Linked DNA regions of Homo sapiens: regions 1, 2 and 4 are each linked to region 3. The links are chromatin loops, found by intact Hi-C in ENCODE. Cell type or tissue: sigmoid colon. All regions are shown on one strand. Region 1 overlaps CNTN1 (contactin 1). Region 2 overlaps CNTN1 (contactin 1). Region 3 holds the start of PDZRN4 (PDZ domain containing ring finger 4). Region 4 has its middle 79 kb from the start of PDZRN4.

Evidence for each region. A loop is a pair of places that touch in the nucleus more often than their neighbours do. Peaks named below come from ENCODE experiments on the same cell type or tissue, not always from the same donor. Only the 100,000 strongest peaks of a DNase experiment are listed, where the experiment ranks them.
Region 1: it touches region 3 in a loop (3-fold over the local background); 2 of 110 quality-filtered maps call a loop at or near these places.
Region 2: it touches region 3 in a loop (4-fold over the local background); 2 of 110 quality-filtered maps call a loop at or near these places.
Region 4: a loop joins it to region 3, with 3 times the contacts of the local background. A loop is called at or near these places in 2 of 110 quality-filtered maps.

The regions. Positions count from the first base shown.
Region 1 is chr12:40,982,960-40,990,959 of GRCh38, reverse strand. All of the region lies in intron 16 of CNTN1 (contactin 1), which reads right to left. Among named protein-coding and RNA genes, the nearest start is that of PDZRN4, 200 kb to the left of the region's middle. In sigmoid colon, no CTCF peak of the experiment used is centred here; no DNase peak of the experiment used is centred here.
Region 2 is chr12:40,943,097-40,951,096 of GRCh38, reverse strand. CNTN1 (contactin 1) reads right to left here. Exons shown (of 24, transcript NM_001843.4): 13 at 7,373-7,500; 14 at 6,927-7,102. Among named protein-coding and RNA genes, the nearest start is that of PDZRN4, 240 kb to the left of the region's middle. In sigmoid colon, a CTCF peak has its summit at 4,275; no DNase peak of the experiment used is centred here.
Region 3 is chr12:41,186,861-41,194,860 of GRCh38, reverse strand. PDZRN4 (PDZ domain containing ring finger 4) reads right to left here and starts at 6,541. Exons shown (of 10, transcript NM_001164595.2): 1 at 5,758-6,541; 2 at 3,317-3,403; 3 at 673-780. The coding sequence starts at 6,405. It overlaps LOC124903069 (a long non-coding RNA gene), which reads left to right and starts at 6,629. Exons shown (of 2, transcript XR_007063563.1): 1 at 6,629-7,060; 2 at 7,531-8,000. In sigmoid colon, a CTCF peak has its summit at 4,270 (motif pointing left); DNase peaks (open chromatin) are centred at 4,260, 4,830, 6,200, 6,690 and 3 weaker places; H3K4me3 peaks cover 5,645 bases.
Region 4 is chr12:41,105,113-41,113,112 of GRCh38, reverse strand. No RefSeq gene overlaps it. Among named protein-coding and RNA genes, the nearest start is that of PDZRN4, 79 kb to the left of the region's middle. In sigmoid colon, no CTCF peak of the experiment used is centred here; a DNase peak (open chromatin) is centred at 4,832.

The sequences.
Region 1 (8,000 bases), 200 kb after region 3:
TTGAGGGGTGTACAGTACAAAAGTGTTTTAGGAGGCTTGAGGCAGTCTGACCTGCTCCCCTGCTTCCTAGTCCCAAAACTCCAGCACAATTTAAGGGTTTTAAGGATGGAAATGTTGGAAGCATTTTAAAGAATGAGGATATTGTGTTCTTATGATAGTCAAGGCTACACTGGGGCTTTTCCAGGAAGCTGGGAGGTCAACAGGTAAGGGCAGGTATCTGCTAGGACAGACAAAGAAGAACCAGGTGGATGTGTGGAGAAGCTGCAGTTGATTGACTGATTTTGAGTGCATATAAAAAGTGTGAGGATCCAGTATGAAAATATCCCAAACAAATGGAAGACATTTTCATAAAGTAGAAGATCATAGTTGACCACCAAAAATATGTGAAGGAATGATGGTAGGTAAGGCAAGAAAAGTCAACAGGAGTCATTTTATGCTAGATCTGGATTCCAGCTGAGGAGCCAAGGCTTTGATTTTAACGAGTGAGATGAAGAAAGGAAGAATAAGCAACCAGACTCAGAGTCATGACCTCAAGCAGGTGGACCCTAGGAAGAACCCCTTGGTCCAAAGACGCATAAAACTCTCTCAAAGGGGGAAAACGAAGTGCAAGTTAAGGGGATGGAATTCCAGAATGGACATTCTGAATTATTAAGGAAGGAATTTGCTGTAAATATTTAAAAATAGTATTCCCACCAGGATTACTAATAGCTTGACAACTCTTCTTTTTAGAACAAACCCAATTATTCTTCTTCTTGATAATTTATATTAACATCAGTACCTACGAGAATACAAATATCTAAAACAAACATGTTTTGGTAGATAGTTATAATATCCCCTCAATAAAACCATCTATGTAAGTAGTAGGAATAATTTAGCAAAAACATGATTAACGTCTATCATTTTTAAAAGATGTACCAAGAATTAAAAGTGTCTCTTCTCTCTAAGCTGCTTTCACTTCTGCAAATCTCGGTGGCACTTCTGACCCCAACCACATCAGAAGTACATAATTTAAAACACTTTCTGTCTATTTTCCCAGCTCTTATCTTGAGCTAAGTAGCCCATATCATCACTACAAATGGAACTCCAAGACTGGCTAGGTCCACATGAGGCCCACACTCAATATACTTCTTCTGTCTCCCCCTTGCTTGTTCCTAGCTATCATTTGTGGCCATGTATACATTTCTTCTACTTTTTATTCATGTTTTGAAACCCCTCAGGGCCTAGTATGCCCAGCATGATGTTTTACAAATAGAAGTACTTAATACATTTTTGCTTAAAATATATATGTAATACAAATTCTAAAGTTTGTGTCTATTTAGAGTGGACAGTGTCTCAATGCAAGAAGCATAGCTTTGTCTATATCAATCACTTTAGTGTCTTCTCCATCCTTGAATCAGGCAGGTAAGAGAAGGAGGGCACTGTTTTACCTTGCCCCACCACATAATATCCATCACTCCATGACTCTATATTGTCATGTATTCAGCCCATAAATTGTCCTGTCCTGTCTAAAGCAGATAGTACTACTCTATCTTCTTAAGGCCTCTTCCTTTCCCTTCAATTGTGAGTTGATTCTCATTTATCTCTTCCACTGCCGCTTTGTATGCTTTTTAAAAACATGGTTTTACTTTTAAAACACATTTTATATGTTTTATTGTGAGCCCTAAATGTCTTCATAAATGGACTTGTACCTAATGCAATCTTCTTTCCTATTCCTTAAGCCCTGGTAGGAACTATTGGATCCTTTTCTCTTCTTCTCTTTCTTCTTTTTTTACTGCTTCCAAAATCACCTATGCAGTTTGGGAGCAGAGGCCTGCTCCCTAAAGAAGTCAGCTTTGCTTTGGAAGCAGATTTATGCCTCAAGCCAAATGAAGAGAAACAGGAACGGAGAGACTTTGTGTCCTTTTTCTTCAGCCAAGTTCCTTGCAACCTGTTTGTTATTCTTGGAGCCAGAAAGAGAGTAAAGTACTTTGCATAATGGAGGCAAATACTGGGGATGGATCAGGAGCAGACCTTGTTCTAGACCTGATTTTTAACCGGGTCAGTTCTGAGTCAGGCAATACAGTTAATCTCAGCAGTGAAAAATCAGATCTTAACAGTATAATGCCTGTTAGAGGCATCTCTCTTTTAAAAAAAACTAAACTTTGTGTATTAAATGGGTAGTTCTTTAAAAATTTGTTTTACTTTTAGTGTAAATTTTAAGCAAAGAGATATAAAGCAGGAGACCTTAGTTCTTACTTTAGTACTTAGGCCAAAGTACTCAGTTTAGCAACCAGCTGTAAGCAATAATTCAAAGATCTATTTACAAATGCCTTGAGGCCCTAAGGCTTAGAATAAAAAGAAGTTTCCACCATTCTTTGAGGAAAAGAGAATCAAGCCTCATGGGTATCATAAGACCAATAATTCATTGTGTTTTAGTTGCCTGGAAATCATGCTCGTGGTACCCTGCCTTTAGAGCACACTGATTAATTGTTTGAGCAGCTTTGGAAACAGCCAGAATGACTTCAGGACTAAAAAACAGATTGTGTCAAGAATAACTCCAGCCAATGTAAGCCCCTCCATTGTAGACTTTTACAAGTTACCTGAGTGAGTCCTGGTATTTCTTTAAGATCCGAACACAAGCAGAATCTTTGATGTCCCCCATTTCAATCTAAAACCCAAATATTTGTAAGTACGCAGAACAAACCTACTCACTCAGAGATTCTAAATAAAAATTCAGGTGTCTGTTTGAGACTGGAAATGAGAATTTAAAGGCTTCTCACTGGTTCTAACGCACCTACTCAGTCTTATGTTACAGGTCCTAGACCCAACCCATGGATCGCCTGGCAGGACTCTGGAAGGAGCCATAGGTTAGGCAAATTTCCATGAAGCAAAAGTAAAGCAAGCTGTGTTCTGGCATCTCAGAAGGTGTGAATCCTTGATCCTTCTCTAAGGGAAATACGAATGTAGCCTCATAAAAATCTAGAAATTCATGTTTGAAATGAGAACTACAAAAACTGAAGAAACAGAAAGGCAAAAAAAAAAAAAGGATACTGTCCTACAATAAACCTAGAGAGTTTTCATTTTTAAAAAGATAATACTAATACTAGGTAAAGATATGGCAGAAGAGATACTCAAATACTGATGATGGGAATAAAAACTGGTTCTACTTTATTGCAGAGCGATTATATAATACAGCTCATGGGTTTTGGCTGTTTACACTCAACAATTTAATTTACAAATATCTATTTTAGGGAAATAATCTAAAGTATAGAGAAACATTTATGTGCAAAGATGTTAACTGCAGAAAAATTTTAATAATCAACTCAGTCTTACATAACACAGAAATTTAAATATAAACATATTTTCTTCATGTTGCATAATCTATTCCAGGTTCTCTTAACTATTTCTCATAGCATGGTTACTATGCCTCTTCATGTTCTGGCCAACATCTTCTTACATACACACACACCATCACTAACAATATTCTATCATTTGTCCGCTGAAAACAACAGCATAGAATCAAACACAATTTTCTAACAACGACCTGAGCATCTTGTACAACTCCAGGAACAGCATCAAGCTGTCTGCTGTCCATCTGCTAAAAACAGTCCAAGAGAAGTAAAATTTACAATAGATTGCCTTAAAAGTACATAGTCTATTTCTTCATCTCATTATTCTAAATTTAATCTTTGGAACACTGAAAATTGATATCTTTGAAACATATTTATTTCATATCTTAAGTATTTACCTTCATGAAGCTGAATTTAATCCTGTACCTTTGTTTCCTAGTGGTCACATTATAAATAAAAACCATATGATTTTTATTTCTGTATTTGTTGCAGAAAATATTTTTCACTTCCACTTAGGATGCAGTCACAAGAGAACTTCACTAGTACACTAACAAAAACAACACATAGATAATCTATAAACCACCATCTTTCAAAGCCCATTAGAGAGCTGAGTTTGTGAAGACACAATGGACTAAAATTCATCATTGGTAGAACAGTGATGAAAGAAGGTTGTAGTCACAGATGTTAGCAAGAAGAAAACAGTTTAACTTCTAACAGATATTTACAGACAAAGTATAGGCTGGTATGGCTGTTTAAAAACGTGGGGAGATCAAAGAACAAGGAGAATCTATAGTAATTTGACAATTATTTTTCATAGGCCTTCATCATGTGTACTCAAGAAAGTTTTGGGGCAGAACAAAAGAGCCAAAAAAGACTTCCCTCTGCGGCACCGATACTACAAACATGAGATAGTGGCAGGAGTGCTGAGAGAGATCTGCTTCCCCTTGAGGGACAGGTGCTTTGGACCTGTTGAAGTCTAAGGGAAGAGAAGGAGAACTGAGTAAAAAGCCCGAGCACTCTGGGCTTTAGACTGATTATCAGCAGCAGGTATCTGGGCAGAAGCAGGGGAACTGAAAGAGCCCTCTGTGGGGTCCAACGTAGAAGAGTCTGCCGAAATCTGATAGCAGGACAGGAAAACCTCCAGACACTCAGATATGTAGGAGGTCTGATCATACATTCGAATTACTTGAAGCCTGTGCTAAACTGAATCTAACAATGCTCAGATCATCTCAACTACAAATCTGATTGACTCAGTCCCTAAAGTAATGACATGCACTTTCCCAGACATCAATTAATATTTACTTTAGTAATCACTGTTCTTCTATACACAATGTTTGGAATTGAGCAAAAAGTTATCAGACACATGAGCAAACAAAGAAATATGACCCACTGTCAAGAAAGAAAAAATAAATCAACAGAGCTAGACTTTAAGATGGTCTAGATGTTTAAATCATCTCATAGGGTTTTAGCATAACTATGTTAAGTATGTAAAAATGTCAAGTGGAAAACATGCACAACTTGTATAAACAAATAGGAAATTCCCATGGAATATTATGTGAACAATATTAAAAGCAGCCAAATGCTAGAAATAAAAATTCCTGAACACAATAAAGCAGAAGGTCAAAAGTATTTTAATGGGATTATTCACAGACCGAATCCAACAAAATAAATTATCTATGTAAGCAAGAGAGGAAATTAGCCATTATCCATACAGAAACACAGACACGCAGATAAACAGACACATGCGTGCGTGCACACACACACACACAGACACACACACACTGTCCATTATCTGTGGAACAACATCAAACAATCTAACATATGTGTCAAGAGAAACCAAGAAGAGAGAGTAGAGCAGAGGAAATATTTCAAGAGGTAATGAATGGCTAAGAATTTTCCAAAGTTGAAGAAAATATCAACCTAAGAATACAAGAAGCCAAGCTCCATTAGGATAAATGCATTTTATCAAGCTGAAAAGCAAATACAAAAAGAAATCTTGAAGCAGTCACATAAAAGGGACATATCAAGTGCAGGGAATTATGATTAAAACAATAACTGACTTCTCACCCAAAACAATGGAGACAAAAGACAACAGAACAATGTTTTTAAAGTGATCAAAGTAAAATGAAGAGCAATTTGGATTTTGTATGAAATAAAAATAATACTTAAAGATGAAATTAAAGACATTTTCTGATAGAAAAAATGTAAAAACCTTTGAGTCCAACAACCTGAACAATTTGAAATGCTATAAGTTTCTTAGTAATGCAAATTATACCAGATAAAAAAAGAGTTTTACAGAAAGGAATGAGGAACCCAGATATAATAAATATACTGGTAAATATAAAGGGATTTTGAGACACTTTTCAGCAAATAGAATAGAAAACAATCTTCTCAGCCTAAAAAAGGCATCTAAGATGACATATTCAAAGCAGTGAAAAAGAAAAGAAAAACAAAAACTGTCAACCAAGAATATCATATCCAAGCAAATATATTTTAAAACCAAAGGCAAAATGCACTCCTAGATAAACAAAAACTGAGAGAAACTGTTAGTAAAAGACTTATCTTACAAAAAAAAATTAAAGTTCTTCAAGTTGAAAGTAGTTGATCCCAAACAGCAATTTGAATAAACTCCCCCAAAATAATGAGCATTGGTAAAGGTAATTTTGTAATTATAAAAGATGATATAAATACTTATTTTTTCTTCTATCTTCTCTTAACTTATTTAAAAGTAATTGTAGAAAACTATATATGTATGTATATATATTCACACATATGTTGTGCATTTATATATGCATGTATATATATAATTGTCTTATTGGATCTATAATATATTTAAATGTAATATATTTGATACTAGCTGCACAAAGGGGACAGGTAGGAGCAAAGTTGTAAAGAAATCATATCAGATGGTGATACATAGTTGGTATATTTGTCCACTCTAAATCTCATGTTGAAATTTGATCCCCAATATTGGAGGTGGGGCCTAATAAGAGGAGTTTGGGTCATGGGGGTGGATTCCCAATGAATGACTTTGTGCCTTTCTTCCAATAATGAGTGAGTTCTTGCTTTATTAGCTCATGCAAGAACTGATTGTTACGAAGAGCCTAGCACCTTGCTTCTCTCTTTGTTGCTCCCTCTCTCACCATGTGACAAGCCAATTTGCTTTCACCATGAATGAAAGCTTCCTGAAGCCCTCACAAGGAGCAGATGCTGGCACTATGATTCTTGTATATCCTGCAGAACTGTGAGCCAAATAAAACTCTTTTCTTTCAAAATCACCCGGCCTCAGATATTTCTTTATAGCAATGCAAAATAGACTTAGACAGATGAAATTCAAATCAACATGAACAAGTGAGGAGGATTAGAAGTAGTAAATATAAAGGATAATATAACAGACAAATTAACAAAGGATAATATAAACATATTGGTTTAATAGGCAAACATTTATAGAAAGTGATAATATTAATATAAGATTATTGGGTTTGTGACATATAGAGATGTAATATATATATTTATATATATTTCACTGAGTATAAAAGTGTTTCCCCTAGATAGCTTTATTTCATCTTCCTCTTTTGTGCGTAATATATTTAATCCTCTGTGTGTGAGTAATATATTTAATAATATATTACTAAATATTAATATCATATATTATATGCTATTATAGCAATATATATATTACTATATATGACATAGCATATAATAAAATATGCTATAATAGCATATAATAAAATATGCTATAATAGCATAAAATAAAATATGCTATAATAGCATATAATAAAATATGCTATAATAGCATATATAACAAAATATTAATATACAGTATTATAGTAATATATAACTATATTACTATATATGCTATTAATATATAGTAATATAATATATAGTATATATATATAGTACTGTAATAGCACAAAAGAGGAAGAATGAAATAGAACTATGTAGGAGAAACACTTTCATATTCACTGAAAATTTAAGCTAATAAAATTATAAAACCTATTCTGATAAATTCAAATGTATCTGGTAAGCCCTAGAGTATTCATTAAGTATGTATGTGTTTGAATATACACATGTATAGTGAATATAAACTTCCCTTCAGAGCAGGATTATACATATACACACATACACACATACACTCACACACACACACACACACACACACGGTGAATATCATCAAAGGAATTAAAATGTTACACTAGAAAATGCTCACTTCTTCCAAAAGAAAGCAGTGAACAAGGAAAAGAGGAACAAAAATAGTAAAATATTTAGAAAGCAAAAATACAATGCAGCTACAATCCAACTGTATCAATAATAACATTAAATGTTAATTGATTAATTCAATCAAAAGGCAGAGACTATCAAACTGGATGAAAAATCCAACTATATGTGGCCAACAGAAAACATACTTTAGATTCAAAGACCCAAATTCAATGAAAGTAGAAGAATTGGAAAAGATATATAATGGAAATAGGAACTTTCAGAAAGCAGCAGTGGCTATTACTAATATCAGAAGTACCCTATTTACTTATTTATTTATTTTATTATACTTTAAGTTCTAGGGTACATGTGCACAATGTGCAGGTTTGTTACATATGTATACATGTGCCATGTTGGTTTACTGCACCCATTAACTCATCATTTACATTAGGTATATCTCCTAATGCTATCCTC
Region 2 (8,000 bases), 240 kb after region 3:
ATACAACTCATATATCATTTAATTTATATGGTTTTCAAGTTGGTTCCCCTTAGCTTTAGAGTTCTAAAAATCTTCTTGGACCACTTTGTAGAAAAAAGTGATCAGAATGGACATTTTATATATTATATTATATATATATGCTTAATTCCATTCACCTGGCATTCTTATATATATATATGCTTAATTCCATTCACCTGGCATTCTTATCAACAAATGCTTAGTAAGGACTATGAGAAGTTAGGCTAGAGAGTGACATCAGCTAACATGGTCTATACATGGGAAGTGTGATGATCTTAAAAGAAGCTAGCCCAACTGAAAACACACCCAGGAACATAGATACCTTCCTTCGTTTAACACTGGTAAATAGCAAATAAAATATAGCAGTTAGGTATCAGTAAAGGTTTATTAAGGTAGTAAAAAGGGGATCAGAAAAGTTATATATTCATACAGAATGAAGTATGATAGAATTATCTAATTAACTCTTTTCCAACTAACTACTGATAAGAAAAATAGAGCAATTTGACATTGGCCGAATGCTTTTGTATGTTTTGTGTGTCACAAGACTGTGCCAGGAGCCTGTATACTTTTTATGTATTTCTCCCTCTTTTCCACTGCTCATCAAAATTTAAGAGTCTTAAATTCAAGAAGCACATAAAACCCATCCTCTACTACTTAAACTATTTTGGATATGCATTTTGAAAAATCTAGTTTCTTTTTATTCGTGTCCCCAATACTCTCAGATGCTCAAAACAATATAACATCTCTTTGTTTCCAATACATCATGCTTAAAACCTTGCAGTGGCTAGTCCCAGTATTGCTAAGTCTCTTTTTTAATATCTTTCTTGAGGACGTTTCTCAAGCTTGGTTCTATCGATAATTTGGGCCAGATAATACTAGGTTTTTGGAATCTGTCTTGTGCATTATAGGATATTTAATAGCTAAATAGATGCAATACACACACACACACACACACACACACACACACACACACACACACACCCTCTCAACACCTCTACAGTTGTGATAACCAAAAATGTCTCCACATGGGACCAAAGTTACAATACTTCAGGGCTTCCACGATCTCCCTGTGGCTGCCTGGTATCCTGCTCTAATTTTTTTCGGCTCGAATCTGATTCTTACCAAGGATTATTGCCCAACCGTCCTCGTTTTCTCCCACATAATTCTGGATAATCTTAACCTTCTTGTTCAACAGTGAATAGAGGCCGGGTGCGGTGGCTCATGCCTGTAACCCCAGTGCTTTGGGAGGCCGAGGCGGGTGGATCACCTGAGGTCAGGAGTTCGAGACCAGCCTGGCCAAGATGGTGAAACCCCATCTCTACTAAAAATACAAAAAAATGGTCAGGTGTGGTGGCAGGCACCTGCAATCCCAGCTACTTGGGAGGCTGAGGCCAGAGAATTACTTGAACCTGGGAGAGGTTGCAGTGAGCCGAGATTGCGTCATTGCACTCCAGCCTGGGCAACAAGAGCTAACCTACGTCTCAAAAAAAAAAAAAAAAAAAAAAAAAAGAAAGAAAAGAAAAGAAGAAAACCCACAAAAACAGCAACAACAACCAAAATAGTGAATAGAGACAATGAAATATTGAACAATGAGATCACATGGACACAGGAAGGGGAATATCACACTCTGGGGACTGTTGTGGGGTGGGGGGAGGGGGGGTAGGGATAGCATCGGGAGATATACCTAATGCTAGATGACGAGTTAGTGGGTGCAGCGCACCAGCATGGCACATGTATACATATGTGACCTGCACAATGTGCACATGTACCCTAAAACTTAAAGTATATAAAAAAAGAAACCTTTCTTTCTAGTTATAAGCATTCTACATAAAATGTAAATAAAAATAAAAGATTAAATTGTAAAAAAACAAAAAAAAAAACAAATTGACTTCTGTTTTATCATTTTTCCTCTCCTTTTTCTTGTCTTGCAGAAACAAAATTTCTGTACAAGATCACAGCATGATCTAGTTTTAAATACATATTTGTAAAATCTAAAGACCTTTTTTGATATGTTTAATAAAATTTTTCTTTAAAAAAGGAAAATAACGTTTGGGTGAGAAATCTGTCTTCTTCTCTCTTGAATGGTATTGCTTATGCACTCAGAAAAAATGCACACCCACATACCTGCAAACACACACCTAGCATACCTGTCTACAGGGGATCATTAGGAATTGCCAGGAACTTCATAGTTAGACCACTTGAAACTGTGTAGACATGACTTACAGTGTATTGCAAAGGTGGCCAACAGTGTAGGGAGAATGAAGTAATTTGGGCAATCTGAGTGAGCATACAAGGTTCATTAAACCAGATTAGAGAATAAAATGTGAATTGAACAGTATTGCCTTGTAGAGCATCAAATACTTATGGGAGAATTATTTAAATAGACACAGACATGAACATTAACCAAAAGATGAATCAAAGTGGTGGAGATTACAGGGTTGGCAGTCAGGCCACCTGGTATCAAATCTTCTGTTAGCCTCTAGCGACTTGTATGATTACATGGGACCAGTTACTCAACTTTTCTAATACTCACTTTCCTCACTTTGAAAACTGAGAAAATCACAATAATATGCACTCCACAGAGGATTTCTGTGAAGATCAACTGAGAAATATGTGAAAAACATTTAACCCAATTCTGTCTAAACAGTAAGCCCACAATAAATGTTGGCTATTATTACCTCTTCACTGCCTTCAGCAATGAAATACCCAGATTTTTTTTTTTTTTTGGTCTCAGTCTAAGTATCCAGCACAGCAAGCAGTGCAAGTATTAAATTGTGAAAAATGAGATCTGTGGCTCAAAAAAAAAAAAAAAAAAAAAAAGAAAGAAAGAAAAACTAGCTAGCAAAAGCTTCTGGAATTTCCAATGGGGGATGATTGCTCTCTTATAAAAAGTATTAATAACCACTTATATACTTTATTCGTGTCCCCAATACTCTCAGATGCTGTGCCAAGTCTCTATATGCACTCTTTCATGAAGTAACTAGTTTTTCAAACCCAGTGAAGTAACCTGAATGAAGTAAGTGAATGATTAATCACGTTTTACAGAGGGAAATTCTGAGGCTTAGAGAATTTTAATCCCTGGATCAGAGTCACCACATAAGAGGTGAGAAAATGAAGCCTAAAGCCCAGGTTGGTTTGTGACACAATCTCTGAACAATTCAAGTGATATTTATGAATTCATATAAGACAGGCAATAATGTCCCACAGTATTACAAATTTAACATGTATTTGTAATAAGAGTAATACATATGTGTGTGTGTGTGTGTGTGTGTGTGTGTGTGTGTGTGTGTGTGTGTATATATATATATATATATGAAATAGTGACAATCTCCAAAACTGGAAATTTTAAGGAACTCATGTAATTAACTAACTTAATGGCTCTAAGCAGGGAATGTTGTTAAACAGTTGAAAGAAAATGACCCAAAGTGAATGTCAAAAATTGAGGGCTACTGAAAAATTCTACAGGTTAGGTGCCACCTTGAAAGAGGAATAAAATGAGATATTTAAAATTCATATTTTTGATAGATTGTCTTAAGTCTTTTCTGGAACAAGAAAAGTTATACATTAAATGAATAAATAAAATGGCTCTGCCTTTTGTATTTACTCCAAGGCATTAAGTAGCTATTGAATTAGAAAGCCAAAACAGGAGCCACTTTATAATTGGACTTGAAACATTTATGATCATTTGCCATATAACATCAACAAAATAAAAGAATGGCAGATAAACTGCTTTAATATCTTATTGTATCAAAGCCTCAGATTTATTAAATTTCTGCTTCGAGCTTGTATTTTTAACATCCCCCATGCATGAGTTCAAGTTCCAGTGGAACATCTGACAATTATTACATATTAATATAATACTCAGGAAATTTTTAGATGTTTAACTCCTTAGTGTTTTTCTATAATCAGTACTAGGTGTGCAATTACTGCCTTAAAATTGAAAGTTACATTAAAAAATAAATTAATCCCAAAGTTTTACATAAAGTAGGATTACTAAATACAAAGACAGTGTTATTTTTGCTTTTTTGGTGTTCCCATTAAACTCTTAAAAGAAATATACATCTTTAAAAATGTACAGTTACATTTTTCCTAATAATTACATAACTTTAATTAGAAAAAATATAAAGAAGACATTTAAAAATCACCTATAATCTCACAATTTATTCATAAGTAGGAGCAAATGCATTTGTTTAATTTCATGAAGGAAAAGAAGTCCCAAATTACACCGGGCTGTGAAATTTGAATCCTTATACAAGGTTGCCCCTTAGTGGTTAAAATCAAGAATAGCAAGCTAAAATCAGTGCATACTTAATTATTGAATTCAATTTATTATTGAAACTAAATTGGAAAATAAAAACTTAGGTTCTTGAAATAAAAAGTTTAAAATTTGATTTCCCTATTCCTTTTTATTATTAGTCAGAACTTCCTGTATTAGTTTTTAGCAATGAAAATTGTTAGAACATGTTAATTATGTTGGTTTTGTTAACTGTAATAGCTACCAAAAAACATTTACATCTGAATCTTAAACTCTTGGGGTATCATTGGTTTATTTTGGGCTGGTGTCCATGTCTATTTCAGTGTTTTATTTAACCTAGTGCCTACAACTGTGTCTGCTTATGGCATGTGCTTAGTACATATTCTTAATGAACAAATGCTATTCAATTGTTGAAATATTGGGAGAACTACATAAAATACCAAATCATTATTTAAGAGACATATATATATTCACTAAGATTTTCATAGGAGGAGCCACTAATTCTGAGAATGATCTATTAACAATCCTAGAAGCAATTAATAGCTGTTAGGACTATCTTCCAAAAGGTGGATCAAATATTTATAGCGTTTTTACTTAAATTTTGCATGGCATATTGACCAGTGAAGTTTAACTTTGTAGTTTGCCTTAAAAGAGAAGGAAGGTGCCAGGGATAGCTTCATTAGTCTTGTGTTGGTTTGAAAGATAGAATTCAGTTTAATTATTTATTTTAAAATGATTCTTATCCAGGCTTTTTAAAAATCGAGATAATTGAATGCATCTGTCCATCTATGACATGCTAAACATGTGCATTTGATATTCTGATTCAATTAAGATGCTTATCTAGTCAGTTGAGTAGGTTTGCTCCCACTGTCAGATCATTATTTGATGGAATGAACTGAAACCTGAGGTGGTGAGCCTGCGGTCAGGACTCTGCTCTGGATTAGCTGGAGGGGTAACTATGTGAATCTCTGCAGCTATCATCTGAAAAGGGAGAGTGTGCACTAAGTGGCCACAAGGTCTTTTACATTTTTATGGTCTAATTTATTATTTGTTTCCTAATTAGTATTCCAGTTATTTCTTTGTTTTCCTGTTTTTTTTTTTAAAGGGGACTGGGATCTATTTTTCTTTCTCTTTAAATTCCTTTTTTTTTCCATTTTCTTTTTGCAGTCATTATTTACATGTACCAGCACAATGTAATTAGTATTTTAAAGAATATAAATAAGCTCTAAATATGAAGTTTCAGTTTAGGGCAATTTTTGTCTGCAAATTTATTTACATAGACTTCATTGCAGCTATTAGTTACTACTTTATAAACTATGGTTGTGGAACTTCTAGACTTTACTTTTGAAATTATTCAATTTATAACACCAAAGATAATTCTTTCAAATTCAGAAGCCTACTTTTTGAGAAAGTAAGATCCCTGTTTAGCTTACTTTTTTCCTTTAAAATGAATAAAACCCAAGTTGTATTTACTTTTCTTGCAAAATAAAATACACTTTAAATAAAGTATTGGAGATTTTGGTGCCAATTTGACTAATTTTGGGCATGTGCAAAATAGTTTCAGATCTATAAGGAAAATATATTACATGGTATATAATGTCAAAATACAAAATTTACAGTTCTCTGCCAATTCTCAATTGTTATTCTTTAAAGTATAATTTTGGTTCAGAAACTGAAAGAGTATTGGTATGTTTACTAGAGGTGTACAGTTGTAGCTAGATCAGTTAAATTACAACTCTTCTAAAGCTAAAAACATAGCTGGACAATATGAAAGCATAATATAATAATGTGTACATATCAATCTTCAGATTTTATGGGACTTAAACAATCCTAAATGTCCTACTGAGTTCATTTGTGCTTCTTTTTTATATTAATAACTGACTTCTAAAATAAAAGTTTTCCTAATTATGCCTATGTTCTAAATATGTCCTTAGTCTTACAAATGTTTGCTTTTCTAAAGAAGAGGCTGATAGGGCCAGTGATTAATTTACTTTTTAAATACACTGTAACCTAGACAGCCTACCAAGACACCAACAATGTTCTTACACAAGTTGTTTTGCCTGCATTACTTCTCAGTCTTTTCCCTCTATTTTATTTCTTTCTACACCTTGACTCTCTATATCACTATGTTTAACTATAGGACTTGTAGAATGTAACACCTTTCAATTCTTAAAATATAGCCATTTAACCCTCTTCAAATCACATAAACTAATTCTCCAAATTCTCCAACATATATAATTTTGTCTCTTTCTTACTCTTAAAGCATAACATAAATGCTTTAAGATCATCATTATAACAAAGATTAAGTTCTATGCTCTTCATTTAAAGTAAAAAGGAAGGCACTAGAACCAAGGGCACATATATACTGATGTAATACACATCAATTGTATTAAAATTAAGGGGGAAATCATACCTAAAGCCCAATTAATATTAATTGATTAATATTTATACCAAAATCCTCAGGGCTAGCCATTTTAGAAAGATTTAGCAGTACAACAGTTAATATAAGGAGAACCACAGAAAGCTTTTTTGCCTGCTTTTTGGTCTCATGAAAAACAAAGATGATATAAAATGTGATTATAGTAATAGAACTTTCAATGCAGACACATAGGAATCACTGGGGTGTTAATAAGATGAAACTTAAAACACATACCATAAAATTCCTCTGGTAGTGAATATTCTCTTTGTTAAAATCGATCACATAGCCATTGAAGGACCAAACAAATGTGAGATCCAAGGCAGGATCAAAGGACGCAGCACACTGCATGGTGGCGTTTTCTCCAACTGTGATATCGGCATTAATTGGGGCCAATATAATTCGCGTAGGATCTATATATTTTTAAATGTAAAGCACAATTCAAGAAGATATAAGACACAATATTATCTGGTATATTAAAATAATAACCAATATATTTTTATTTGTGCAAAATAATAAGATGTTTTCACTTCCAAATTCCAAGAACAATATCATCAAGCAAGAAACTTGCCTGAAATTCTTTTGAAAAAGAAACTTACAAATACATTGACTGTTTAGATGCTTAGTGCTGAATCATGTTTTTTAATACATTAGAAATTAAGCACCCTCAAACATTAACTTACCTGTGATAACAAGGGTTCCAGTGCTATTAGCTTTCCCTCTGTTATTTTCTGCAAAGCATGTATAGATACCTCCATCATTCCTTGTAATGTTGTTGATTTCCAAGCTACCATCTTCCCAAATGAGTATTCTAGTGAAATAAAAATATATATAATTCACAAACCTGATTTAGTAAAATACATTATTATGTCTTAGATTACAAACACTAATATTTTTCAATTATTACATTCTATATAAATCATGCGACCACAGACATTTTTGTAAGATGACAAATTCTAGCCTTTAGTTATAATATTTTTTCTCATCATTGACATTTTGTTTTGGAAATCCACTTTCATCTTTTTCTTGAACTATTGCCGTAGTCTTCTAACTGACCTTCCACTATGGGACAGGCTGAAATCAGTCATAGGCCTGAAAGAAATGAGCCCCGGTCTCCCAGAAATGTAACCTCAGGACTTCAATTCAGACTAGGAGGTGAGGACAGATTGCCATTTCCATGGCTACAGAGAAATATAAATGTATTTTATTTTTAGAAACTTTAAAAAATATTTTAAAACCTCCTTAGTAACAACTTCTGGAACAAATTAATATTTAGGAAATTCTTCTTTGAACAGAAACTAAGTCTTTCAT
Region 3 (8,000 bases):
AAATGTTCCTCAACAGAGATTTATCATCCTTTTTTGAAATGTTATAATAATTAATCCTTTAATAATCAAGCAAGTGACATCATAGTTCATGGGAAACACAGGTTATTAAAACAGAGGTATTCATTAACACATTTGAAAACTTCAGGCATTTTATTCTTTCATCACAATATCTAACGAATTATATAGAATCATAATAGAGTTTTACTTCTTTTTGGAGGCAGCGTCTTGCTCTGTTGCCTAGGCTAGAGAGCAGTGGCCTACACACAGCTCACCACAGCCTTGACCTCCTGGGTTTAACATCGAGTGATCCACCCACCTCAGCCTCCTGAGTAGCTGGGACCATAGGTATGTGCCACCATGCCCAGCTAATTTTTTTGTTTTGTTTTTTGGTAGAGATGAAGTCTCACAATGTTGCCCAGTCAGGTCTCGAACTCCTAAGCTCACGTGATGCTCCTGCCTCAGCCACCAAAAGTGCTGGGATTATAGGCATGAGCCACCTCTCCCAGTGACTTTTACATTTTTTGTAAGAAAGTAAAAATGATAATGCCTTTACTGCTACTAAGAATGTATATTCTAATAAGCACCACACCAAGGTAAAGTGGTAAATTTGAAAACTTAAAATATCCCAATCTTTCTTGCATGGATCATATACATGTTTTATCATTGTCTTACCTCCATGATTTTGTCATGAATCTCCAGGCCATCTGCTCTGTCAGCAGGTCCATTTTCTAAAATTTTTGAAACGTAAATTCCTTCAGTCGATGTTCCTTCCTGATTATTCTATTTTTAAAAAATCATTAGCAGAAGAAAGATGTAAGCAAAATTTAAATATTATTAGGGACAATTTACCAAATGTAACATTACCAATCCTCTGTAAACCTGCAACTCTCTTAGCTGGGGATTTGGAACAGAATTTTAACTTACTTAACACCAACTAGTCATTAATCAAGGTGGCAGTTTTAATGAATGAGTCCAGGGTCTCTGACAAGATTATCTATTTACTTCACATTTTTGAGTTCACATAAAAAAGCTATGGGAAAGGGCATGTACAAGGTGAAATAAACTGGCTTTTAAGTATTATTTATAAAACATCTCACTTCTAAAGAGAGACAGCAAGTAAAAGGGTGATAAGGTTAAAGAAGGAAAAAAACATATATCTGGTTCCCACTGTATAACTGGTTTGAGATGTGGTAGAGTTTAGAAATGTAATTTAGCTTTTTGATGTGCCAGATTTAGAAACATAGCTCTAGTTGTGTCTATTCACAAGAGACACTGGTAGCTTACTCAAGTGTAAAATCCCAAAAGATCACATCTAAACTGCAAGGGAACCTATGCAAAAGGGAACCCATGCAAACTCATCGTTACATATTTCCAGGTGCAGTCTGACTCATGATTAGTTAAACCTCAAACATAGCCAATATGGTAAAAATAGGACATTTTAGCCAGTCACAAGAAGTCAAAGCTTATTTAGGGGAAAATATCCAACATCCTATAATAATACATTATATAATTTTAAATGTCATTTGACTTCATGACAGGTTAAATAAAATTATTTCTCTTTAGCTGTCCTTATCATGAATTTTAAGAGACTTTTTAAAAAGGCCCGATGTCATCTAAATGTCAAATACCAAAATAGAATCTATAAAAATATTCCTTAGGGAAAATGATAACGAAAATGCTATGATGAAAAGGCTTTCATCTTAATAAATGAGGACTGTTTTAAAAAGAGAAGCACAGCAGTCATTAGTTGCTAAGTTTTCAAAATACTAAAAACAAGGAAGAAATATGTCACTGCCATCCTTACCTAAACAGAGCATATGGCCAACAACACTAAGACAGTTTCCTTGTACAACATCTGCAATGCAGGATGCAAAAATTTCATGGCAGTTTATTGAGAAAAATTAAAGAACATCATTTTTTAAAACTTAACCACCTTTTTCCAGTTACGGTGAAAATTAAGTTGACACAGGAATTCAAAGATATAAAAGAACTTTGCAACTACAGTATATTCTATAAGTTTAAAATATGCATTTTGAAAACAATTGACATCAACATGAAGAATATTATTCATGCAATCAAACAAAGAACTCGGTTTGGGGAGCCAAAAATATTTCTAATCAACTGTTTTTCTTTAACATGGTACTTCCTATTGAAATCAATCATCCCTTGTTTCAACTGTTCATTCATTCATTCAATATAATTTTCTTCCTAGTCTGTATTAGCATCTTCAAACTGAGTAATTGCACTTAATAAATAGGTTTAAGCAGGCAATACAATTGCCTAATATTATCAAATAGAAATTGCCTACACATGGTATTGTGAAATAGGTTTATTCAAGAAATTTGCCAAAAGGACAATAAAATTTAGATAAAATGTGAAATGTACTTTCCTTTTCTTCTTTTAAAGTAGCAAAGAGAACCAAGTTTGCTAGCTGTTGTTTTTTGTTTTTCTCAAAAATAAAGGCCAGGTGCAGTGGCTCAAGCCTGTAATCCCAGCACTTTGGGAGGTGAGGGAGGTGGATCACTTGAGATTAGGAGTTCGAGACCAGCTTTGCCAACATTTTGTATTTTCTCTGCTACAAATACAAAAATTAGCTGGGCGTGGTGGCACACGCCTATAATCCCAGCTACTTGGGTGGTTGAGGCAGGAGAATCAATTGAACCAGAGGCAGTGGTTGCATTGAGCTGAGATCACGCTACTGCACTCCAGCCTGGGCTGCAGAGTGATACTCCAACTCAAAAAGAAAATAATTTTTAAAAATTAAAAAATAATAAAATCAGAGCCAGGCATGGTGGCTCACACCTGTAATCCTAGCACTTTGGGAGACCGTGAGGTGGATCACTTGGGGTGAGGAGTTCAAAACGAGCCTGGCCAACATGTGAAACCCTGTCTCTACTAAAAATACAAAAAATTAGCCGGGTGTGGTGGCAGGAGCCTGTAATCCCAGCTATTTGGGAGGCTGAGGCAGGAGAATTGCTTGAACCCAGGAGGAAGAGGTTGCAGTGAGCTGAGATCGTGCCACTGCACTCTAGCCTGGGCAACAGAGCAAGACTCTGTCTCAAACAAACAAACAAAATAAATAAATAAATAAATAAATAAATAAATAAATAAATAAAATCTGGGTATGTACTGGAATATTTGCATTAAGAAATCTGATATTTGATCACAAGTATAATTTTAAAGATTAAACCACTTGTTTTTCTTACTCAAAATCCACAAACAAAAGCTAAGTCCTCTATTATTTTATAAGCAATGAGTAATGCTTATTAATGCTTATTTTATAAGTAACGAGTAATGCATTAACAAGGTGTTTTACCTGATTTGGTCGACCTCCTATAATATTGAATCCCAAAGTGTCATTTTCTCTTTCTAACACAATAGTGAATGGCTTATGCTCTCCATCCTAGAAAAAAATGTATAAAATGACTTAACCAGGTAAAAATATAAAAGAAAAATAAATCCTACAATAAGTTTTTATGTACTGTAAGTTAACTGACATGTGAAAAGAGGAAAACTTTAAAATTAAGGATGGTTGAATGTGGCAGAAGGTTGACATTTTCCTATACTTACTTTGCAAGTATGTATTTGAAAAAGAACAACTGTGCATGTGAGGGGAAAAAGCCCTATTTTCAAAAATTACTAAATGGCTTTGCATTTTGAGACAGGAAGCTCTTTTATCCTAATGCAGTATCTAAATCTGATTTCACTGCAATTGAAAACAGATTTCTGGTTAAACCTTGGAGGTATCTTTATTTTTCCCTCCATTACAGAAAAGTAAAATATAAATTATCAATAGTGTAAAATTTTTATTTTGTAAAGTCTTAAGGAATTTAAGAAACACTGGAACTATTTATAAATTATAGTCATAACATTCATGTTGCTGTTGTAATGCAGGATCTGTTAGGCTACTGTAGTCCTAATTTTAAATAATATTCCTATTTGGTTTTGCATAATTCCTGCAGAATAAAAAAATAAGGGTTTGTGCTAGGTAAAGTAGTATGTATTTTTTCCTGCTGGCCAAATAATAGTAAAACAAATATGAATTATAGCTACAATGTTTATTAGTAAAGACTAACTTACACATAGGATGAATTAGTGCTGGACTAGGTGGGTTTATTCATGGTTGTAGATGTTATTAACCTTTACTTGGAAACTATTTCTGAATGATAACATTCAGAACATATGCATCATCATCACTGCTATCAGCATCAAGATATTTTCCCAGGAGCTTTTCCCAGGCAATGCGCAGAGCAGCCCCTACTGGTAGTAGAAAAACACTTCTGAGGAACACATAGAAGGTTTTGGCTAGTCTGCAAATCATGGGCAGTTTTTCTCACTTCTCAGAATCATAGCTTGACTTGTTGCATGGACTTTTCTGTAATATTATTCTAGCTGTTCCTCCTTTCCTTCAACCATTGGTTTCCTACGACCTTGAAACCTGGACTGGTAATACAAAGCTTCTATCTGTGCTTTTCCCCGGGTCCTCCCGTTTTGTAAATTTACCTGTATATATGCGTATATGTATATGCATATATGAACTAGAGAAATACTCCTTGAAACCGGTCGTTTAATACACAACGTGCTTCCATTCATCAAGGTAGAAACATTTTAGTCCCTCTCACTTCAATTTTCTCTTTTACGTTCAAGACGGGCGCTTCTAAACTCAGTGCCTGAGTTAGAGGCAGTGTGGAGCAGCCAGTCCCAAATGGGAATCTTTCTGGGTTGCTCCTCCCCGGGAGTGCTGAAGAATGAAAACAGCTCCTTGAATGGTGCGCAAATTCTGCTAAATCCCTGCTCACCATGGCAGCGACCAACAATGTCAGACACTGTGCAGAAGTCCTCCAGGAGAGAAGTAACAGCTTTATAAACAAGCCTCTTCACACGGGATGCTGCAAAGAGGCTTGTTTATTCGGTATGAAAGCCGGCGGGAGGACCAGGAGCGCAGTTCGGGGCCAGCAGCTTAGACAAAGAAGGGAAACAACCGCTGCCTGGGGGCTCGCAGGGCCGGTCTGACCACAGATGGAGGTTCTCGGACTGGACTTCCCAGGTCGCACACACACAATCTCAATCTCTCTCTCTCTCTCCACCAATAATGAGATCCCGAGGCAAGGAAGGCTTATTTAGGGAAAGTCAGAGTGATGAAATGAACTCTGCAAGTCTAAGAAACCCCATCTCTCAACTCCTGAGGCTGTCCTGGCCCCAACGTGCCTCACAGTCCCCAACTTAATAGAAGGCAGTTGATTCAGGCAGTGGCAGCGCAAGTGTCATCAACGCTGACACCAGTCCCAGGTGTGCGTGCGCGGCTGCCAGGGCCGCGGGGATGCTGGTGGCCGCGGGAGAGGAAAGGCTGGGCCGGGAAAGTCTTCGCTTTCTGTCTTTCCTTCTCGGATTTGCTTCAGGCACGGGACAAGTGCTCAAAAAATAGGCAGAGACGGTGGGCAGGAGGGTGAAAGATGGAAAACGAGAGTCTGGATGGAAAATGAGTTTTCACAATTCCTACTTTCCCGGGGGAAAGTTAGAATCGAATCTGTTTAACTCTTTCCAATCGTAATATAATCAGAAAAGGGACAATCCTTAACTTCGACGCCAATCCATTCGTAAGATAATGACAGGAAAGTATGATCAGGGTGTGGATGTTTCCTGCTGCATAGTGAGGAAGGATGCCCAATTCCAAAGGAATCCTGAAGCGTCAGAAAGAACCGCTCCTTTTCCCACCCCAATCGACCATGCCCGCGGTGCCCACCCCCCTTTGCTTACCCTGCGGTGGCCGCCACCGAGGTCGCCGACGAAGTTGCGGACGTGAGCCATGTATTGGGTGAACTTCTCCTGGTACCTGCGCGCCGTGAGCTGCACCTCGCCCTGCAGCGCCCAGAGCTGCGCCAGCAGCGCCTTCTCGCGCCGCCTCCAGGCGAGGACCCGAGGCCCGGGTCCCCGCCCGCGGCCCCAGCGGCCGCCCGGCGGCCCCCCGCGCGCGCCCCCGCCCCGGCCAGCCCTGGGTGTCGGACCGCAGCCCCCCCGCGCGGGCACCTCACCACCGCCCAGCCCCGAAGCGCAGCCCCCGCGGCTGCGGAGCCGGCGGGCAGGGCCGAAGTCGCAGTGCTCGACGTGCGCCTCCAGCTCGTGCAGCCTGACCGAGTGGCCGCAGCCGCGGGCGCGGTAGTCGCACTGGACTCGCAGCTTCTGGATGAGGCTGCGCAGCGGCAGCACCCGGTACAGCTCGCCGGGCGCCAAGGGCTGGCACTGCAGCGGGCACCGGCGCCTCCGCACCGCCCAGGGCAACAGGCAGCTGGCGCAGAAGACGTGCCCGCACGGCGTGCACAGGGGCTCTTCAAGCACCTGGCCGCACAGTTTGCACTCCAGAGCCGGGTCCACGGCTTCTGCGAAGCGCTCCAGGGCAAAGCCCATGTTAGGGATGGGGAAGAAAGGGGGAGCGAAAGCAGAGTCCGTCTTCTCCGAGCCCCCCTGCCTTCCCCGGGCCACCCCCGGGGCAGCCGTCTCGCGGCGGCGGCAGTGGAGGGAGGTGGCGGGTGGGAGGTGTGATCTCACTGTTTGTTTGGCTTGAAGTTTTCAGGCTCCTGCTAGGTCCCCTGATTTCGCCCGTATTGACGCTAATAGAAGTAACCTCCAGAGACCCCCGCCTCCTTCGTTGCCCTGCGATTTATGTTCTTTCAAATTTTGGCCGCCCAGCTTACAATGGTCCTTGGGAACACTGTGTTCTCCTTCGCCTGAACAGTGAACTTCAAGCATCGAGGCGCCTCGCCCTGGGCAGGGCTGCTGATGGGTAAAGCGCTAATGTTGAGAAACAACTTTTAAATTCACCACAATGTAAGCTTCGGGAGAGCAGAATCTTTTTGTCTGTCTGGTTTTCCGCTGAATGCCCATGGCCCGCCCGGCGTCGAGTCTATCTCCAATATGTTTGAAATCGAAGCACTTTTGTTCTTTCACATCAAAACTACAAAATCAGAAGTTAGGAAACTGTGACCTTAGGAAATCACTATAAGGAAAATAACACTAGGAAATCCACAGGGCCAGGCTTCTCAAACCGTGATCCAGAAATCAGGTGAGTTAGAATGGCGCGATCCTTGACCTAGCAGCAAAGATGGGGAAAAAGTCAAGGGCCCGCCTCAGGACACTGCCTTCTTAGGGAGCCCATGAACAGCCATGCAAGGCCTCCTCCCGAGTGAGGAAGCTGGGATTCTGAGTCTGACTCCAGGTTCAGTTGCCACAGCATCCATCTTCTACTTCCACGGGCGTTTTACTACTGGGGACGGGAATGTGATCATTTGGGAACCTGGAAGGGAAAATTAAAGGGAAGGATGATGAAAGAAAGCAGTGAAATAACATATAAATAAAATCTTAGTGGCTGCTTCCTTCTACTTACCCTGAATGAACCCTTTGGATCCAAATTGCCTCCCCTCCTAGTTTGACTCCTCAAATTGTGTAGCATGACAAGCCGTCCTGAAAACACGCAGTAGGGCGTCATTCCAAACCCTTCTTACTCCACTTCCTTTACCATCTTCTGAACCTTAGGAATGCAGAGATCCTGTCACCTGGCTGCATATCACTTACTGCCATTATCCTGAAGCTGCCACCAGATGCTTGGGTGGGTTTTATAAATTAATCATTGATGATTCCTTGCTGCCAGTTGAGCCTTGTTCCTGGAAAGCTTGTAATTCTCTATGACACCAAATGGCATCAGTTGGAATTGATGAGAACAGCTCCAGACTTTGTCTTTTAAATCCTTGGAGCTAACTGAAGAATTAGCAAAGACTAATAATAGAGGCTAATAACCTTCTGAGCCTTCTTGCTGTTTGAAAGATGAGATTTTGTTAGTTGTTCAATAACCAGTGATGATTGGTGTGCTAGATGTTTGATATGCTTTTAAACTCTTTTTCAAAATAAGATGCTATATTTCTCATTTAATATATATAGATTCATATGTGATAAAGTAACATTTGCCCCTATGTTCCAAATTTCCCCCCTCTTTCGACCTGTCTTTC
Region 4 (8,000 bases), 82 kb after region 3:
AAATTATGACACTAACCCCAAAGAGTCAGATGATGAGTGACATCAGTGAAGTGTCACTCTGTCATGGAGGAGCAGCCTCTATACTACAGCCAAGCAGGTTTATACACTTAGTCAAGAAGTCTGCAACTGTATTCAAAGAGGTGAGGTGAGGTAGAAAAGTCCTTTACTCAACTGAAGCCAGAATCATCTTGTGGGAGTCTTCCACATGATTGGAATGAGAAACTGCCTTACAGCAACTCCTTAAAAGGTGTACCTCCCCTTACACCAAAAAGAGAGTCACAGAACTCGCCATCAAGCCTTAAGTCAGACTATGGTCAAGCATTGCCCTGCGTGGAGTTATGCAAGATTGCCAGGGTACCATGGCAGAGCCATTTCCCTACGGAACCCCCTGTTTGTTTTCAATACTCTTCTAAAATATGTGCTCCCAGTGTCCTTTATGATAATCAAAAGAAGTTCATAGCAATGCCTTATAGAAAAATAATGCAAACTATTATGATAGTAAAACAAAATGGGAACTCTCTTCCTCTCTTTCCATATTTATACATATATTCTCTATCACTCTCTCTGATATATATTCCCTAAACCACAGGCTTTTGCCCTAAGTTTTTGTTATTCAAGATGACTAAATTGTATCTCCATCCCCTTTTTAGGGAGATGGAAATAATTTCTAAAGAATTTTAAGGCTATAGGCTAACATAGATAGGGACAATTACCTCTGGCTCAGAGAAGAGAGTCCTTATCCCTACTGAAGAAACTCAGGAAAGACTTCTGGAAAACATGACACCCAGGCTAATATCTAATGGAAGAGAATAAGTTCAACTTGTAGCTCTATTCTTGGTATATAATAAGTATTCAAAAATGTCAGATGAAGGATGATACAGAGCCAGTGTTGTGGTTGGAAATAAAGGCCAGGACAAGCCAATGTAGCATCTCATTTAACTGTCTAAGTATTTTACATCTTACCTTGAAGGTGATTTTAGAAGTTAAAATTATATATATTTAATTTTTAATTTCAGATTATATTTATTTATGCATTAGACCAATAACTCTGGCAACAGGGACCATAGATTCATACCCCCACCATCCCCCAGCCCCAAGAAGCTAACTCAAATGGAAATAGAACAAAACAGAAAATAACAAAAATAGATTAGCAGGGCTTCAAAATGGAAACTGAAAATCTGACTCTAAAATTTATATGGAAATTCAGAAGAACAAGAGTAGCTAAGACAATCTTGCATTACACATTCTTATGTGTAAGAAATCTTGCTTTATGGATATCAAGACTTGCTATATGGTAGATAATTAAGAGAGAGTGGGGCTGCATCAACTATAGACACGTAAACCAATGCAATGAAATAGATGCCCAGAAAAAGGCTCACATAGATATAGATATTTGATTTATGCAAACATTTGTACTTTAGAGAAATACAAGAAAGAATACTCTAGTCAATAGAGAGTACTAGGTTGTTTGGATAACTATATGGGAAAGATGTCTTACCAAAAAATTATTTCTAGGTAGACACTAGACATAAATATGGAAGGCAAAATAATAAAGCATCTAAATAAGGATAACAGAGGAGAATATCTTCATGACTATTGTTAGGAAGTAACTTTTAAAATAAAACATAAACACAATCATAAATTCATTAACTACTTCAAAATTAAGTACTTTTAATCAAACTACACCATTTGAGAGGCTGAAAAACAGGCTACAAAGTGAGATAACTATTTTCTTCATCTATAACTGAACTTATGAATAATATAAAGGACTCCTACGATTGCAGACTGAATTGTGTCCTCTGAAGATTCATATGTTGAAGCCCTAACTTCCAATGTTTCTGTGTTTGCAGATACAGCCTTTAAGGTCATAAGAGTGGGGTCCTAATATGATACGACTGATGTTCTTGTAAGAAGAGAGCAAAACAGAGTCTGCCACTCCCACACAGAGAAGAGGCTATTAAGGATACAGTGAGACGGCAGCTGTCTGGAAACCAGGAAGGAGCCTCACTAAAATCCAGCCCTGATGGCACCTGGATCATGGACTTTCAATTCCAGCACTGTGAGAAAATAAATTTCTGCTGCTTAAGCCACCCAGTCTGATATTTTGTGATGGCAGTCCAAGCTGACTAAGACACCTGCCAATCATTAAGAAAAAGACAACCCAGCAAGGAGAAAAAGGCAAGAGACTTGAACAAGCACCTCACAAAAATACCTCAAGGGCCAATACATATGACAGAATATATATAGCATCAGGGATCTGCACAGGAAAACAGAAGCTACTCTATGTATTCCAGGTGTGAAGGGCTTTATTAGAGGGAATTAGAAGCTTATAAAAACATTTAGAGAGCTGGAAGAGTAGAGCTCAGAGAAGCTCCCACCCTCTCAGTCTACATCAGTAAAGCCAATAGTTCCCAAGAGTTTGTGTTCTCCATATAATAGTTCTCAACAGGCTTCTATGAATCTAATGTCTGCCTATGAGTCTTGCTACAACCTCTTCTGAAGAATATGACCTTCCCTTCCCTTCTAGGAATTGCCTCTAAATGTTAGACTTCAATGCAAAATAAGACAGGTGGTTGTTAGGACTGTAGTCTCTGGTTTACCCTCTGTCATACAGAAAATATCTTAGTAGGGATGCTAAATTTAATACACTCAATTCAGAACAGTGTTCAACTTCATTTTTAATCAGCAAAATAGGAAACAAACCTATGTACAGGTTCATTACACACCCATTAGATGGCTAAAAGTAAAAAGATTGGCAATACTAAGTGTTGGTGAGTATGTTGAGTGATAGTAGTCCTCATAAAAGTGTAGAAGTGTGAATTAGTATAATTAGCTTAACCACATTGGAAAGAAATTTGGCACTTTCTATTAAGTTGACCATATGCATATCATGTGACTCAATTCACTTTTAAATATATCCAACAAAAATATGTAAACACATGTACCAAAGACCATGCTATAATGTCCACGGCTCAAATATTTGTAGTAGGCATACCCTGGAAATAATCCAAATGACCATAAATAATACCTAAATTATGGTAGACTCAAACAATGGTATACTAAAGAGCAAACAAAACAAGTAAGTTATATGCAGCCAGACGGACGAATTTTAAAAATATAACATAGCCTGAAAGAAACCAGAAAAAATATACATACCTTGTTATTTCACTCATATAACATTTAAGACAGGCAAGAATGAACTATTGTGTTAGGAATCAGGATACTGGTTACCTTTAAAGGAAATAATAAGGAGGAGGAGAATTTCTGGTTACTGAAAATTATCCATCCTAGAAATATTCATATTGTAATAATTTATTGAGTTGTACAATTATATTTTATTGATCATTTTCTTTGCCTTCGACATCATAATAACAAAGGTAAAAATATACTAAACAAACAGCAAACATGCAAATCAGTAAACAAGCAAAAACTTCAAAATTAGGAAAAACAATCTCACCAAGAGAGACCCAACAATGGAAAGGTATAATTTAGTACTTTGTCTTAAAAAGTAACAGAAAGGAAATAAACAAGATGTTCTTTCAGGTCTTAGTACTGTTCCCAAACCTATCCCTGCTGTTACCTCCCAAATGTGCCAAATGTGATACTCAAAAGCTGAAAAAATTCAGGAAATGTTTACTTAATGAGAAGTGGATGCAGGGGAAAGTGGGAGCTTGGAGGAAAGCTCTGAAAGACAAGGGCAGAGCTGTGAAAGACAGAGCAATTATCATTGCTGTGTTCTAGCTGGGAAAAAAAAAATGTCACCAGGCCTCAATATTCTATAGGACTCTGTTCTGAATTTGCAGAAAGGAAGAGAACAAAGAAAGAAAAAGTTCTAATTAACAACCTAAGAGAAAGCTGGAAGTCCTTTAAAAGAAAAGAAGACAAATATGCTTGTGGATGATAATTGGTGTTTTTGAAGTAGAAAGCCCCCAAATAAAGTGATTTGAAGATATAATAGAAAATAATTTATTTGATGTAAGAGCTAAATCTGTATTTTAAAAGTTTATGTGAAAGATGCAAATATCAAGATGTGTTCTGGCTGTTATTAAACTTTCGGCATGAATGTGGAAAAAGAAAGTTACCAACAAAGAGATCAGGCTGGACTTGAACATTCTTACAACAATAATCAGTATCAGAAGATAACAGATCATGTTCACAAAGTCTTGAAGGAATGAATATTATGGCCAGTTTTGTTTTTTTTTTTATTCACTGAACAAGCATTTTGGAAATACTAAAAAAATTCAGGAATTACTGTGCCCATGATTACTTCTTGGAAAAACACAACCCAAATGACCGAATGATTAAATCCAGAAAATCAGAAGAAGAGTGGAAAACTAGTAGCAAAAATCAGTGAGACAGCTAATAGCAGGAAATATGAGGAGCAAGGTCTATAGCATTTTGGTTGGTAAAAAAGTAAATAATTGTTTGCCCCATTAGGAGACAAGTTTCTCAAGTTTGCAGCAATTCAGGAATACAGATCTTACAAACCTTTCTTGGGAGAAGAAGAAAAAAATCTTATACTGAAATCTGAGGTAGGTAGAATTCTAAAATGCCCCTCTAAGGTTCCCAGCCCCTGCAATACACACACCTTCTCCCAGTTATTCAATTCAACACCAATCTAGGTACACAGATTTTACACATATAATTAAGGTGCCAGGTCAGTTGTTCCTACAATATGAAGATTTTCCAAGTGGGTGTGACCTAATCACATAAACCTTTAAAAAGAGTGCTTTCTCCCACTCGTTGCTGAAGAAAAAAGCCAGAGATTTATAGCACGAGAAGAAAGTGGTTCAACATTTCTGGCTTGAAGACAGAAGGCAAGGCAGCCAAGTAGCTTCTAGTTGCTGTGAACGGCCCCAGCTGACATTCAGTAAGCAAGGATGAGAATTCTGCCAACAATTAGAATTGCTTGGAAGCTGACTTTTCCCCAGAGCCTCCAGATGAGAACCCACCCTGACTGACACCTTGATTTCAGCCTGTGATTCCCTTGGCAGAGGAAACAGGGAGGCTGTGCCCGTCTTCTGACCTATAGAACTGTGAGTTATTAGATGAGTATTGTGTTACATCATTAAGTTTGCAGTAATTTGCTACATCGCAACAGAAAATTTTAAAATCTCCAGACAATTCAGAAATATATAAACAATGGCAATACGGTGAGGGGCTGAATTTATATAAAAATAGGAGATATGAATAATCAAGAACAAAAACCATTAAAAAATCCTGCAGCAATTATTCACTCAATTTTTTTCTGTAAACAAATATCAAGTTCCTATATGACACTATTGTCCCAGGCACTGAACCTAAAACAGTGAACAGAACAGGGAAATTTTCCTGCCCTTGTGGAAACATTCTAATAAGGGGATGGCAAACAATAAACAAAGTAAGCAAAATGCACAATATGTCAGATGGTGATAAGTTCTATGGAGAAAAACAAGCTAGAGAGAGAAATGGATGGAAAGTTTGAAGAGAGGACTGTGATTTAAGTTGGGAGGTCAGAACAGTATGGCAATTTCTCAAAAAACTGCAAACAGAACTAACATACAGTCTAGCAATCCTACTGCTGGGAATTTATCCAAAGGAAAGGAAGTCAGTATATCAAAGAGGTACATAGACTACCATGTTCATTGCAGCATTATTCATAATAACAAGATATGGAATCAACCGAGTGGTGTCTGTCAACAGATGAATAGAAAAAAATATGGAATGTATATATACACAATGGAATAATATTTGGCCATAAAAAAGAATTAAATCCTACTATTTGCAGCAACATAAATGGAACTGGAGGGCATTATGTTAAATGAAATAAGTCAAGCACAGAAAGACAAATATTGCATGTTTACATTCATATGTGGGAGCTTAAAAAGTTGATCTCATGAAGTTAGAGAGTAGGATGATGGTTACCAGTAGGATGATGGCTGGGAAGGGTGTTTGGGTGTTGGGGAGATGGTGATGAAGAGAGGTTGGTAAATGGGTAAAAACACACAGTTAGATAGAAGGAATGAGTTCTAATGTTCGATAGCAGAGAGGGTGGCTATAGTTAACAACAATGCATTGTATATTTCACAATAACAAGAAGAGAGGACTTGAGATGTTCCCAACATGTAAAATAATAGATCCTTGAGATGGACATCCCAAACATCCTCACTTAATGGTTATACAGCCTATGCTTGTAACAAAATATCACATCACATGTAACCCATAAATATATACACATACTTGTGTCAATAAAATATTTAAATCAATCAATCAATGGGGTGGTCAGGAAAGGCCACCCTGAGAAGTTGGCATCTGAGTAAATCTTTCATGGTGACAGAGTCTGAAGCAAAGTGGTTCCAGAAAGAAGAAACATCAAGTACGAAAAGCATAAGGCGGGAACATACCTGGTATAGTTGGGAAGGCCGGTGTGCCTGGAGTGAAATAGTAGGAGATGGGATGAAATGAGTAACAGGGCAAAATTGCATTGGGCTTTCTAGGCCAACGTTAGGGCTTTGAAGTGTTTTGCTCAAAGGGTTAAAATCACTGTATTGTCTTTGTAAGAGCATCATTCTGTCTGCTGTGTTGAGATGTGACTGAGGGGCCAGGGCCAGAGCAGAGCAGGAAGGCCAGGTGGCAGACTGTGCAAGGATCTGAGGGCGAGGGATGGTGACCTGGACCAAGTTATGGCAGTGAAGGTGCTGGAAGGTGGGCAGGTTCTGGAGACATTTAGGAGGTAGAGCCAGCAGAATATGGTCTGGAATTGGAGTGAGGGAGATGGAGAGGACTCAAGAATGTTGAATGACTTCAAGTTTTATGGACTGAGCAAGTGGAAGCCTGAAGCTGCTTATGACCCAAATGGCCAAGACATTAGGAAGAGCAAGTTTTAATCTACTGGAGAGCTGAAAGCTGGTCATATTGTGCTTGAATTATCATTAAGAATCCAAATATTACAGAATAGAGTGTAAGTGATATACCTTCAGAATATAATTTAAAACAGAACAAAGTAAACTAAACTAAACTAAAATAAAATAAAATGAAATAAAAACAAACAAAAAACAAAAACAGGATCACTAATTTTAGGTGAAAGAAGAGGGGTGGTAGGAGGCAGTGTTTGAACATTCATTTCCTCGTCTTCATAGGAGCTATTCATCTACTGCCTGCAACTGAGATATTTAGCTAAAAAGAAAAAAATGACTTAACAACTTAAATTTTGTGGTGATCATTTAAAATTTAATTTAGATGAATGTTTTAGGTCATGGTATTTTTTTGATGAAGAAACAATTACTAAAAATTTAACAACAATTCATTTCATTTTAATGCAGCATTGTTCACTTTTAAATTTTAAATTAAAATAAAATAGCATGTCATAATTTTGAAAATGAAAATAGCAAGTACAATTCTATTTTAATAATATTAGTTTGATCTCAATCTAGTTATCTATACCTCTATGTTTCTTTATGAATGGAGATGTCTGGAATTAAGGTAACAAATTTAACAATTATTTCTAGTTGATAGAATTTTTTAACTTTATTTTTTATGTTGTATGGCTTGGATTTTTTTAAACATGCAAATTTTTATAATCAATAAATATGCATTTGTTACAATAGGTATGGGTAATAAAGTACAAGTAATAAAAGCATTTTCTATTTATTCTATATTAACAAAAATTGCAAAATAACAGTTGAATGACTGAGAGTACCTCTGGGAAACTGATTTCCAAGCCAGACTCATAAATACACATATCTATATGTGTATTACTAGGTAAGTGGTGTTAACCTTATAAGTAAACACCACTGTCTGAAGTGATTAATATATAATTCTGTTTGGGAAAGTGATTTAACACATTAATTGATGGGACTGGATTATTCATTACCAGAATTCTTGACACCATTTTGGGATGATTTAATTCAGTGTCCATATTCATTGCGACCCAGAAGAGCTGAGTTGCTTTGATATAGTTTCACTGTTTCCTCTTTCTTATGATTAACAAATGATGAGTGATCATGGCTATTCGAATAGGA